Linked DNA regions of Mus musculus: region 2 is linked to region 1. Evidence: chromatin contacts called from ENCODE POLR2A ChIA-PET data. All regions are on one chromosome and are shown on one strand. Each heading gives the region's core, a stretch centred on a gene start or an enhancer-like site at or near the end of the contact. The rest is flanking DNA. Distances are from core to core; before and after follow the strand shown. Region 1 holds the start of Pard6b (par-6 family cell polarity regulator beta). Region 2 has its middle 16 kb from the start of Gm46787.

The links. ChIA-PET counts read pairs that join two places held with the same protein, here RNA polymerase II (POLR2A).
Region 2: POLR2A ChIA-PET joins it to region 1 with 12 read pairs in embryonic stem cell. The contact joins the enhancer-like site here to the promoter of Pard6b in region 1. POLR2A ChIA-PET finds 5 or more read pairs at or near these places in 4 of 5 experiments (Patski and embryonic stem cell).

The regions. Positions count from the first base shown.
Region 1 is chr2:168,077,667-168,084,418 of GRCm38, reverse strand. It overlaps Pard6b (par-6 family cell polarity regulator beta), which reads right to left and starts at 3,415. Exons shown (of 3, transcript NM_021409.2): 1 at 3,060-3,415. The coding sequence starts at 3,125. Gm39990 (a long non-coding RNA gene) reads left to right here and starts at 3,693. Exons shown (of 2, transcript XR_867010.1): 1 at 3,693-3,919; 2 at 4,659-6,007.
Region 2 is chr2:168,126,009-168,132,760 of GRCm38, reverse strand. No RefSeq gene overlaps it. Among named protein-coding and RNA genes, the nearest start is that of Gm46787, 16 kb to the left of the region's middle. Within about 2 kb of position 4,105, at least 1 of the 3 ENCODE cell types and tissues checked has a DNase peak (open chromatin) inside an H3K27ac peak, as active enhancers do.

The DNA.
Region 1 (6,752 bases), core at 2,166-4,665:
TGGTGGTGAGAAGCAACTTCCTAGGGCTGTCCTCTGACCTCTCCACTCCCACTGCGGAACCTGCGAATCCCCACACGCCCATCATGCCAAGTAAATGATCAGAACATAGTGGAAATTTAAGGGAGTTTTTACTATTCACATAGCATAAACTGAAATTATTTTTTTTACAAACCTGAGCTAAGGTAGGACTAGCAACACATGACTTTACTCCCAACAGAGGCAGCCGGATCTCTGAGTTCAAGACCAGCCTGGTCTACATAATGAGTTTTAGAACAGCCAGGGCTATGTAGAGACCCTGTCTTAAAAAACAACAACAACGGGGGCTGGAGAGATGGCTCAGTGGTTAAGAGTACTGACTGCTCTTCCAGAGGTCCTGAGTTCAATTCCCAGAAACCACATGGTGGCTCACAACCATCTGTAATGGAATCTGATGCCCTCTTCTGGTGTGTCTGAAGACAGCTACAATGTACTCATATAAATAATAAATAAAACTTTAAAACAACAACAACTACAACTACTACAACAAAAGAACATGCAGTGCTCTTCCAGAGGACCCAAGTTCAGTTTCCACCCATGTCTGGTAGCTCACAAGCACCTGTAATTTCAGTCAATTGAGCTGACGCCCTCTTCTGGACTCTGTTGGCACCTGCATTCATGCACACACATAAATGTTCTCTAGGACAGTCAGGGCTACATGGAAGGAGGGGAAAGGGTGGGGGTGGGGAGCCATCTCAAAACCCCACAAAGCAGGGTGAACAAACTCTGGCCTATGCTGTCTGTCTGTCTGTTAACAGACACACAGCATGGCAGCATTTCCCGAGTGTATCTTCTGACTGCCCTGCTTCTGTTTAGAGGAGGGCTCACACTAGAAGTATGGTATGGCAGCTGAAATAGAAACCACACACCTTGGACAGAACTATGTAAAATATTCAAAAATCAGTAGATGAAAAAGGAAAACAAAAAGCTTGAAATTCCAGTCCACAAGAGCTTGGTTTCCTTCCACCAGAGACCCACTCCTATCTAACTTATTGGCACACCTAGAATCTCTACTCATTTTTTTAATGATTAAAAAAACATGTAAAGGCTCACTACCGAGATCAGGACCATAAAACTGAGTGTTGGTATTATGCAGCATCACAAGTGGTTTTCTTTCCTCACCTCAAGTCCCACAAGCCAAACTACAAAGAGATGCCAGGAGAAAGCTTGTGTGTTGACAGCTACAAATGGTTAGAGAAAAAGACAGACATTTCTGGAGTCAGTCATCTCCCTATACTAACAAGTCACTTTATTTGCTGTTGTGCAGAACCCAGCCAGGAAGGGTGTGTTCCTTAAACTATCATACAGTTTTACTCTAAAACAATTATGTGTATGCCGGCAGCTCCGTCTATGTATGCCATGTGTCGGTGCCATGGGAAGCCAGAGCACCAGATGTTCTGGAACTGGAGAGAAGGCTCGGTGGTTAAATGCAACACAGCTCACTCAGAGGCTCTGGGTTTGGGTCAGCGCCCACAAGGTAGCTCACTATTTTAACTTCAGGTCCAGGGGATCCGACTTGACTCCCTCTGGGATTCTGGCTTCCTAGAGCACCAGGCATTCAGGTGGTACACAGACATACAGGCAGGCATTTATACATGTAAAATAGTAAATTTAAAGAAAGTTACAGGTGTGTGTTGCTCGGCAGGGGTGCGGCGAACTGAGCTTGGGTGTCCTGCAAGAGCAGCGTACATTCATAAATGCAGTGCCATCTCTCTAACACCAACAGTCCTGTTATTATTACACAGACCTGTGTTTCAATCTAGTTCCTATCTGATATATAAATTCCTCCCACTCCTCCATTAAGACTGTGTCTGGCACTCTCTAGTTCTAGTCTCAATAGTTAGAGGAGATTACAAACAAAACAACAAAGCAAAAAAACAAAAAGAAAACAAACAAACAAAAATCCCCCCAAATTAAAAGCAAATGTAGATCTGTGATTCTTAGTTACAGAACTTTGCTCTCAAGCCCAGGAACCACAAAGGCTCCAGGTAGCTTTCCTCACTCACCCCACTTCCCGGACCGACATTCCCCCAGGGGTCCCTTAACCACCACGCTTCTTATTTTTGCAGTGGGTGTTCGATACACCGCTCCTTCTGTGTGTCTAGCCACAATTTTGCTCTAAATTCTCACGGTCAGCAATGCCCTCTACCACCGTTTTACAAGTTGCTCAGTAAAAAGCCATCGGCAAGACCTGGTCCTACAGCCGAGTTTGGGGGAAGTCACACCCTTTAAAAGCAGGGTTTCTTATCATTTCAGAACTCTCCGAGAACCAGGCTACATAATCCTGCCCCTCCTGGCCGTTCAAAGTCAGGAGAAGCTTGGCGACATGTTCCGGTGGCTACGGATCACCTTCAGATTCCATCTGAAAAGCCCCTTTTGGAAGACGGCATTCTCCAGCTAATCCCCACGGGCTACTCTGCTCACCCGGCCTTGGGATTGAGGAATCCCACCGACACTGAAGTCACTAACAGAAGACTGGCAGATCCGCCAAGGGGGAAAGCATTCCGAATGAAGAGTCGGAATGAAAACAGCAGCGTCTCAAATTGTCAAGCGCAGCACCAGAGTAAGGCGATAGCGCTAATTTCATAGATTAGACGCATACCAAAGTTAGGGCTGGAAAAAGAGCTCTCCTCCACTCGATGTACCCCCGAGCCCCAATAAAAGGTTATACGAGAAGACAACAAGGTGTTCCGAAAGCCTCTGGCTCGTGCCCGGGGTGAAGGGATCCCCCAAAGTTATCCCATCACCTTGCACTGGAGCGATCCTCATCCCACCCTAAAAGCAAGGCGGGAATATGAAGGATAGAAAACAGGGGCTGTGCTGCGGAGCAGACGCAAACGCCTCACATCGCCGCGCTCCACCAAGTTTCTCTCCTACGTGCTTCGGCCAGCAGCTCGCCCTCCGCCCGCGTTCCCACAGGGGCAGCCGAGGTCCACCATCCCGCCACTCTGCGTCCTCACGGGGCAGCCCCGCGTCGACCATCCCACCGGCCCTCGCCCCCGTTGCCCCGCCCGGCCGCGCACCTTGCTCTTCACCTCCATGGTGCCCAGGCAGCCGCTGCTCGCCCCGTGCCGGTGGCCGCGGTTCATGCTGAGTGCCCGGCCGCCGGCGGCCTCGTCGGGGGCCGGCCCTCGGGAGCGCGGGCGGCGGGGCCGCGGAGCGCGGGCTCGGGACTCGAAGCGCCGCACGGCGCCTCGTCACGGCACCTGCTGAGGTCCTCCCCGCAGCGCAGTGCCGGCTGCTCCGCGGCGGCCTGAGGGTCGGACTGCCAGTGCAGCAGGCGGGGACACCGGTCCCTCCCAGCGAGGCTCGGGGGCGGCGGCGGCCGCGGCGGTGAGGAGAGGGCGGAGCACAGCCCTACAGCCGCCGCAGCCTCCCTTATCCGCTGCCTCCCCCGCGGACGCGCGCCCGCGCGCTCGTGCACCGAGCTGGGCCGCGGCCGCGGCACGTGCGCGCGCTCACCTGCAGCTTCGGCGCGCGGCTTGCGCTCCGCCCACACCCAATGGGAAGCGCGCACCTGCGCCCGCGGCGTCAGCCAATCGGCACGCAGCCTGCGGGGCTCGCGCGGCCCGTGGGCGGGCCTCGTGGTTGGGAAGCCCCGCCCACAGCCCTCGCGATTGGTCCTGCCTTGCGAGGGAGGGGCGGGATCACCTGAAGCTCTGGGGCCTCTCTGGATTGAGCCGGGGGAGCAGTAGGACGCATGCGCCGGCTGTAGAGTTTCCGCCCCGAGAAGGCGATGGGGAAGGCCGGCCGGAAGCGCGAGCGCACCTGGACTGCCGTTCAGGAGGGTGTGTATTTTGCGCATGCGCGCGAGCGTTTTCGCCGGCTGGGTCGGGTCGGGAGCGCCCGTATCTTTAACGCGCCCTAGTCACCTGCTTGGAATGTGTGTACAGCCGTTCCCTTGCCGTGATGATGTGGGGTGACTGGGCATCTGGGGCCCCTCTTCGGCCTGAGCCCCCCCCCATGCTGCGGCTTCTTGGCGGCCCCCTGAAACTATTGTGGAAAGAGTTTCAAGTTTTCCCGCCTCTGCAGCAGTCATTAGAGGGAGAAGCTTGGGGGTCGGGGGTGGGGGGATGTCTAGGCCTGGAAACTGCACTTTCGTCTCAATCAGCGCTTCTCAACCTGTGGGCTCTTGACCCCAGGACGACTCTTCCTCCGGGGTCACCTGAGACCTAAAACACAGATATTTACATTGCGATTCATAACAGTAGCAAAATTACAGTTAAGTAGCTAGGAAAATCATTTTATGGCTGGAGGTCATCAGAATGCGAGGTCACAGCATTAGGAAGGTTGAGAACCACTGCTCTAGATCTTCCCTGTCCCGAGGGTGCCCTGGGTATCAGGAGAGGACCAGGGAGCTGAGGCCTGCGATGGTCCCCACAGGCCCTGGCTCCCTGCGGGCCTCACCATCCGCCCTCTGAGGCTGAAGTCGTCTCTCTGTGGAGCAATTTCTTGCCCGTTTGTTGTTTGCACCAACGCCAGCCTCTGGGCTGTGTTCTGTTCCCCCAGTGACCGAGCTGTGTCCTGGGGTAACAACACCAATTCCTAATCTCTGAGCGCCCCACACTGAGGCTGCTGCCTCTCTCTCTGTTTTGTTTACCCATTGGTCTTGCTGGTGCTAGGAGAAAAGTGAAAGTCTCCCTCGACGACCCTCCTACCCCACAGAGGGCTGAAGAGCTAGCTGATCAGGGGCCTTCACTCCTGCCCACTCTCCCCTTGGACCACAGAATCTAACATCTTTCCGCTGTGATGGGGTTCAGCTTTTCTATTTTCCTTCGTGCACGTGCACTTGAAACAGCGTTACTCTATGTACAATGAAAGCTACCCAGTGGCGGGGATACCCTGGCTTTGCTCAGTTGTTTGTTCACCCTGGGAGAGCCAGGCTCTTGTCATGCGCTCATGTATGTATTTGGGGACAAGAGGAGCCGAATCTGTGGCTTCTCCAGGCTACACCCTGTAGCTTCAAAGATAAGAAGCCCCTTTCCCCTTGAACGAATCTCTTCACCAGCTGTTGGTAGGCGATTTTAAGGTTTCCCTGGCCATTCTGGGGTGGAAGTCCTGGAGAGAGAGAGAGAGACTGTCCCTCAAGCTGAATCTCACACTGCCTTCCCAACCCATACCTGTGTGGTGGAAAGAAGATTTGTGGTTTTGAGGGGCAGCCACAGGCCCAGTACCCTGGTCAACAGCATCAGCCCAGCAGTTACAGCTCTTTGGGTCCCAGGACCCCTGAAACTAAACATTACAGGGAACCTCCAAGTTTGTGAATGCCTATGAGTGTTTATTGTATTGGAACTAAACCAGAAACGCGTTTAAAACAATGCACAATACATATTCCAAGCAGGTAAAGATGATGTCATCATTTGTCCTGTCTTTTGCGGAAAACTCCATCATCTGCTTCTGAGACAAGGAAGGTGAGATGCGACGCCTTCATGAGAACAATATGACTTTGGAAATTCCCCTAGCGAGGTTTCCAGGTGCCAGTGGACCCGTGGGCCACTCTGAAAACCGATGTGCCAGAAAGCACAGGACCTCCAATCTCACCTTTCTCCTGCCTCTGCCCTGAGCGGGTCACACCTTGAGAACTGTGGACCTGTGGCCCCAAGTCTGTGTGGATGATGGTTGGGTGGCTGCTATTACTGCTATCGAGACTCCTTTATCAGCTGCTTTGAGGAGGAAGCTCATGGGTGCCAATGCACCTGCGTGGGCCCTGCATTCCTGAAGCTGCCGTCACATCCGCCCTCCCCTCCCCCCGGGTGTGGCATCCCTCACTACCTGAACTTTCCTTTCTCGAAGGGAGGGAGGGCCAGGCCAGAGCTTCCTGGATCTCTCCGGCAGATCTGCTGCAAACCAGGGCTGTGTAAGAAGGGAATGTAGAAAATAGTTTGCCTTTGATAAAGGTGCTGCGGGGGAGGGGAGCCTTGTTGTCAGCTTGGCTTAAGAAGCCTGAAGACCAGAGAAACAGTGTGGATTAGCTCTTGGCTCCTGCCTCTTTGGTTTAGAGACTGACTTGTAACCTCCGTTCTCCCCATCTCCTCTCCCTGCCCCCAAATCCTCAAACCAGAGCTGATCCGGACTGACAAGCCCCCCCCACCCCCCCACCCCCCCGAGAAGCTCTGAGAATTAGTGTTCAGTGGGTTGAGAGATAAGTCAGTTAACAGCCTGACCCGGCTCTGTAAATTACAGGCTCCTGAGATGGTGAGTCTGGCTCAGGTCAGCAGAGCTCTGCACCCACACACCGCCATCCCACCCCCACCCCCGAGACCCCTTGGCAAGGGTTACAGTTTCACTTCATCATGGTCTTCTAAGTTATAAACACTCAGCCTGGCTTGATGGCTTAACACTTGTAATCCCAGCACTCAGGAGGGTGAGGCAGGTGGATTGCCTACATTCAGGGCAATCTGGGCAACAGATCGAGACTCTGTCATTAAAAATAAGGGCTGGACCTCATTTGGTGGTGCACGCTGCCGAACTTCCAGCCAGAGGTAGACAGATGTGTGAGTTCCAAGCCAGCCAAATGACTGATCTGACACTACACAGTCTGACAACCCGAGTTCGGACCCTGGAACCCAGAAACAGACTCCCACAAGTTATCCTCTGACCTCCACACAAATGCCTTAGCATATGCACACCCACAAGATAAATATAAACACACACACACACACACACACACACACACACACACAAAACCAAAAAACAGTCCAGGCATGGCTTAGTTG
Region 2 (6,752 bases), core at 2,856-5,355, 48 kb before region 1:
TTGCCTACTGAGTCTAGAGAGGATGAACCAGGAGTCTGTGGGCCTGAAGGTCAGCAGTGTTCTTTACCAAGCCACATGGCTTCTGAAGTTTTTACTTTATTCCAACTTTGAAATTCAAGTGTGACTCTAGTTAGGAGTGGCAGTGCGTGCCTTTAGTCCCAGCATGCAGGAAGCAGAGGCAGGCAGATCTCTGAGTTCTAGGCCAGCCTGGTCTACAAAGAGAATTCCAGGACAGCCAGGGCTATACAGAGAAAATCCCTGTTTAGAGAAAAAAGTGAGTCCACCAAGAAAAGGCTAGGTCTGGGATTGGGACAGGGACTGTCACAGGGACCTGGGACATCCTGGAGCAGCAGAACATGAGAAAGGTCTGTCAGGGAGCGCTGGGCTGGTAACACAGGTGAGGCCTTGGGTTATGTGCCCCCCAAAGATGCTAAATATGGGGTAACCTGAATGAGAAAATGTCTCAGCAAATTATAAACCGAGGCATAAAATATAAAGTGTGCCTTCCACACCCACTGTGCACCACCAAGATGAAGCCCCTCCGGGCTGGGGCGATGTTATAGCAGGGGTGAGGCTTGCCACCAAGCCTGAGGACATAAGTTCAATCCTTGGTAGGAGAAAACAGACCTTCATGGCATCCTCTGACATCTAAGGTGGAGCTGTGGCATGCGAGTGTGGGAGAGCATGTATGCACGCACACTGGTACTCACAAATAAAATACAATGAAATAAATAAAAAGGTAAGTTTAAGGGAAAAACCATGAGTCATTTGTGAGCCACAAATATTTGGAACAGCCTGGTATGGTGGGGCGCTTCTGCCATCTCATTACTTAAGCCAAGAGGTGGGAAGACTGAGTATTACGTAGGTCAGTCTGGGCTACGCACAGTACCTTCTAAGCCAACCAGGTAATGCAAGCTAGAATCCTTTTCTCAGAAAGCAGCCCCAATGGGAACCTTCCCAAGTGAGGAGCTCCCCACATGAAGATCGATGCTCCCCACCTGGGGAGAGAGATCAGCATATGTGATTCCCTGCTGCAGAGGCTGGAGAGCCCAACACCTTGCACAAGGTGGGATGACAGAATGACTACCGAGAGCTGTCCTCCGAGGGCCGCACTTGCTTGTAACTTCTGTCCCCCACCCCCACAAACTAAGGAATAGAAAAAAAATGTTTAAACTTTGAGAAGAGAAAGGGAGAGAGCCAGGCAGAAAGACGAAAGGAAGAAAGGAAGAAAAGAAAGATTGATCCACATTCTTGTGATTTTTTTTTTTTTTTTGAAACAGCATCTCATATAGCCCAGGTTACCCTTAAACTCCTTGTAGCCAAGGCTGGTCTTGAACTCCTGGTCTTTTGTTTTGTTTTGTTTTTTGTTTTTGTTTTTTCGAGTCAGGGTTTCTCTATGTTGCCTTGGCTGTCCTGGAACTCACTTTGTAGACCAGGCTGGCCTCGAACTCAGAAATCTGCCTGCCTCTACCTCCCAAGTGCTGGGATTACAGGCGTGAGCCACCACTGCCCGGCTGATTTTTTTTTTTAAGATTTATTTACTTGATTTATATGAGTACAGAATAGCTCTCTTCAGACACACCAGAACATGCTATTAGATCCCATTACAGATGGCTGTGAGCCACCATGTGGTTGCTGGGAATTGAACTCAGGACCTCTGGAAGAGCAGTCAGTGCTCTGAACCCCTGAGCCATCTCTCCAGCCCTCCTGATACTTTTGAACCTCCTAAGTGATGTCTGTCCACTTAGGCACGTCCTCGTCTGGCTTTTTGTTTTATGAGGCAGAGTCTTGCTAGATAATTCCTGGCTGGCCTTTAACTAGACAATCGTCCTGACCTCCGCACCCTGAATACTGGGATTATACCCCTGACCACTGAGGCGTCCATCTTGGTGGTTAAACAAAACAAAGGCAGATGAACAGATTTAGTGGGAGATGGAAAATTCCAGGTGGTTCGGCTCTGAGCCTGCTCCGGAGCCAGGTTGACAAAGGAGCCATCAGGTCTGAGCTGTGTGTGGCCCTCACAGATCAGAAGCACTGTGGGGTCAACATCTCAAAATCAGATGGCTCGTTTAGTTTCTGGTGAAAACCTAAAAGAACTCCCCCACAGCACACAGCTAGAGCTGAGGACATCTGCCCTCTGGCTTACCGCACTTCCTCCTGCTCCCTCTGGCCTGCTCAACATGGAGTCTGCAGAGTCCACATTACCTAGAACACTCTCTTAGTAGAGGGGTTTTACCAAAAGAAAGCTACCTGTTTTTTGCTTGCACCCCACCCACTCTCCTTGTCTTGTGGCAGGCACCTGAGTGCGCGGAAGAAACTGTGACAGCTCCTGAGCCTAACACCCAGCAGACCACTCCCCAGCCTCTCCTCCTACCTCCCTGGAGCCCAGAAGTCTGGGTGGAGGGTGCTGAGGTCATCAAAGAGAGCTGGCTGTCAGGCCTGACTGGGGCCCCAGCAAGGAGAGCCAAATGTAGCCGCTGGCTGGAGGCCAGCAAGGACATTTTCCCCCATTTATGTCCTGAAGGAGGTGGCTACTTGGGCACAAGATGAGCCCAAAGTAGGCACAAGGCTACCAGGGCACTGAGTGCCCAGAGGAGCTGGCTAAGTCCCAGAGAGCTGGAGGCCTGCAAAACCAGGCATTTCATAGCGTGGCAGTGTAGCCACCTGTGGCCACTGTGCCCGTTTTTAAGACATTTTTCATATAGCCCAGTCTGGCCTGGAATCTAAGGGAGGGTGAGTTCAAACTTCTGACCCGATGACGTGACTGTGCCACCTCACTGGGGTCATATAGTTTGGGATTGGACTCAGGGCTCTCTGCATGCTAGACAAGCTCTGGACCAACTGAGCCACACCCCACGCCTAGACAGTGGGCGCCTGTCATGGAAGGCACCCATGTCCACGCTGGGACTTCCCTGGTCCTGAGTCCATACCATCTTCCAATTCTGCCTTCGCTGGGGTCTGGCCCCATGCAGCCACCATATGGGGACCCCAGTTCTGCCTTCTTCCTATTCTCTCACCCCAGAGGTTGATCTGAATTCATCTCTTTTAAGTGCCAGTTTTAGCACCGCCTGCCTGGCCCTTGCCCAGCCTTCCTGTCTTCGGGCCAGGATGCTCTGCTCTGCGAGGTCTCCCTCCCCCAGCCCCTTTTCCTCTCATCAAACTTCAGCTCCAAGATGGCACTTCACCCACCTTAGCCTTCCTTGTAGACCAACGCCACATCAGGCCACACCTGTCTGGTCTTCCCTCAGGCAGATCCATCCAAGGCCCGGGGTCTGTCATCATTTGGCGCACAGATAGCACTGGGCCTAACTTGGTCCTTGATCCCATGGGAACAAGGGTGGCAAGAAGCCTTTTACCCCTCTAACACCTCGGGCCTCCTCAGCCCATGGGTAACTCAAGCTATCAGAACCTTCTAAGGGACGAGGCTCTCACCTCAATGGACTTCTACAGTGAAACATTGGCTCTACTAGTAGCCCCCTCTCAGGTCCCCGGACTCTCCTGTATCACTTCTGTGTCCAGGGAAGACACTGAACTGTCTATTCAAGGAAGCCATGCTGCTTGTCACTAAGTAGGTGCTCAGTTAACTTCTGAGCCAACATTGCGATTACTAGTTGGGCTCTCTCAGACCCCTCCAGTCACTGTCCACAAGGGCCAAACCTTCACTCTTTCCCCCTTCCTGGGTCTTCCTTAGCCTGTCCCTCTGGGGACAGCCACGGATTGGAAACATCACAACAGGGTTTCCTTCTTTCCCTTTCATAAACTTAGGACCTTCTAGAAAATTCTATGATCACCCTTAGGGATCCTACACCTGGCTGGCCAGCCATGGGGGAAACCTTATCTTATAGCTTCTTCCTGGGGCAGAGCAAGCCCAGGGGATTGGGATGGGAACTAGACGGAAAGAGGCCGAATGCTTCTGCCTGGGTGAGAGGCCTCTCTGGGGCATCACAGGCCTGAAGCCATTTCTGGGCGGCCTCCATGTTTGCAGGGCAAGCTTCAAGGAGCTGAGGAGAGTTAAATATAGTCTCAGGCTCCCCGCTGCTCCACTACCAGCATCCGCGCCCGAGAGTGCCACCTTGTGGCTGGCTCCAGGCTCCTTGGTGGGATAGAAACCATCTCAGCGGAAGGAGTAGATCAAGATGGCTGCCCAGGAAGCAGTGGAGGGGCGGGGACAGGCGGGAGGAGGGAGGAGGGAGGAGGGGGAGGGAGAGGAGGGAGGAGGGAGGAGGAAGACAGGCATGTGGCTCTCCTTTCCCTTCTGGCCACTGGCCCATTCCTACGAGTTGCTAAGTCACCTCCAACATGGCTTCCCCAGAAAACTCCAGCAGAGGCCTGAAGAGGGGCCATGAACCCAGACCTCTACACTATGTCAGTGGGGCTGCAAAACTCTTCCAAAGCCTGGAGCCGCCTCCACCTCCCTCGCCCGCAAAGACAGCGTCCTGCCTTCAGCAATGGTTTCCAGGGAGATAAACCCCTTCTCTCTCTCTCTCTTTTTTTTTTTCTTGAAGCAAAGAATTAGGAAGGAGATGCCCAGATCCCTGCAGACCCCTGCCCTTTCCCAAAGCTCCTTAACCTTGCTTAAGACAGCAGTAGCTGGCAGCAAGTTTGACCCCCAGCTACCGCGGACAGGTTAGGCCACCTTAGGCCGTCCTCCTCACACATCTTTCAGAAGAAATAAATCCTATGGAGGAATGATAATGACGCCCTAACCCTCCGCAGTGCAGTGCTGCTGAGCTGGCAGTGCAGGGAGAGGCTGCAACTTGCCCAAGGTCACACACCTAAAACAGAGGGCAAGAGTCCAGGGTGGCCGGAGTCCGCGGCCTTCAAGCCTGGGCCTGTAAACAAAACTGGGAGACGTGGCCCAGGCGACTGGAGAGGAAGCAGGTTGCAGATGTCCTTGGAGCTCGAGGAGGGGACTCCCTGCAGAAGTACCTGCTGCGCAAGTGTGGGGACCTCGGTTCAGATCAGCAGAACCCACAAAAGAAGCTGGCACTACGCTGTACACAAGTAACCCTGGTGCTGGGGTCTGGATAAGAGGATCTCCTAGGGCTCACTGACTAGTTTGTCTAGTCAAAATGGGTGATCTCCGTTTTCAATGACAGAGCTTGCGTTAAAAAACAAATAAACAGGGCTGGCGAGATGGCTCAACAGCTAAGAGCACTGACTGCTCTTCCGAAGGTCCTGAGTTCAAATCCCAGCAACCACATGGTGGCTCACAACCACCCATGATGAGATCTCATGCCTTCTTCTGGTATATCAGAAGTCAGCTAATAATAATAAATGAATCTTTGGGCCAGAGCAAGGACTGAGCGAGTGGGACTGACCAGAGCGAGCAGAGGTTCTAAAAATTCAACCCTGACAACCACATGAAGGCTCACAATCACCTCTACAGCTACCATGTACTCACATACATAAAATAAATAAATAAATAATAAAAATCTTAAACAAACAAAAAATCAAAATGAAGCCAGGCAGTGGTGGCGATCCCACGCCTTTAACTACAGCACTTGGGAGGCAGAAGTAGGCAGATTTCTGAGTTCGCGGCCAGCCTGGTCTACAGAGTGAGTTCCAGGACAGCCAAGGCTGAACAGAGAAACCCTGTCTCAAAAAAACCCAAAAAATAAAAAATAAAAAAAAATAAAAATGATTGAGGACAAGACCCAGACTGATCTCTGGCCTCCACACATGCCTGCATGGCTGGGAATACTTAAATGCACATCACACAGAAATTGAATTAATTTGTAACAGATTTATTGCTGTGTGTAGTGGCACCTGCCTTTAATCCCAGCACCCAGGAGGCAGGGGCAGGTGCTGCTCTGTAAATTTGAGGCCAGCCTGGTCTACAGAGTTCCAGGACACTCAGAGTTACACAGTGAAACTCTCTCTGCCTTGGGAAATAAAATAAAGATCTATTTACTGTTACATGCATGAGCGTCTTGCCTACGTTTCTGTAAGCGTGCTATATGTGTGCAGGTACGTTAGTGGCAGCAGGAGACTGGAAGACAGCGGGAATCCCCTGCAACTGGAATTAACAGGTGGCCATGAGCCACCATGTGGGTGCTGGGAACTAAGCCTGCGTCCTCTGCAAGAGCAGCAAGTACTCTTAACCACACAGCCATCTCTCCAGCCTCGAACGAATTACTTTCTTAAAAGGGATGGCGAAGGCCGGGCGTGGTGGCGCACGCCTGTAATCCCAGCACTCGGGAGGCAGAGGCAGGCGGATTTCTGAGTTCGAGGCCAGCCTGGTCTACAGAGTGAGTTCCAGGACAGCCAGGGCTACACAGAGAAACCCTGTCTCAAATAAACAAAAATAAAGGGATGGCAAAGTGGCTCAGAGAATATAGCAGCCAAGCCTGATAGCCTGAGTTCAATTCCCAGACTCCCACCCCAACACATGAACAAAAGTAATTTTTCTTTTTTTTTTTCTTTTTCTTTCTTTTTTTGGTTTTTCGAGACAGGGTTTCTCTGTATAGCCCCGGCTGTCCTGGAACTCACTTTGTAGACCAGGCTGGCCTCAAACTCAGAAATCCACCTGCCTCTGCCTGCTGAGTGCTGGGATTAAAGGCATGCGCCACCACTGCCCAACCCGCTTATTTAAAAAGCCTCTTTGAAACCAAGCACAGAGATAGAGAAGGAGTCCTGACCTGACTCTGAGGAGCAGCAACCAGGAGCCATGCTCATTCTAACATTGTTTGGTGTGGGTTGGACGCCAAGCCTAATTTACCAGCAATCCCCACAGGAGCTCTGCCCTGTGG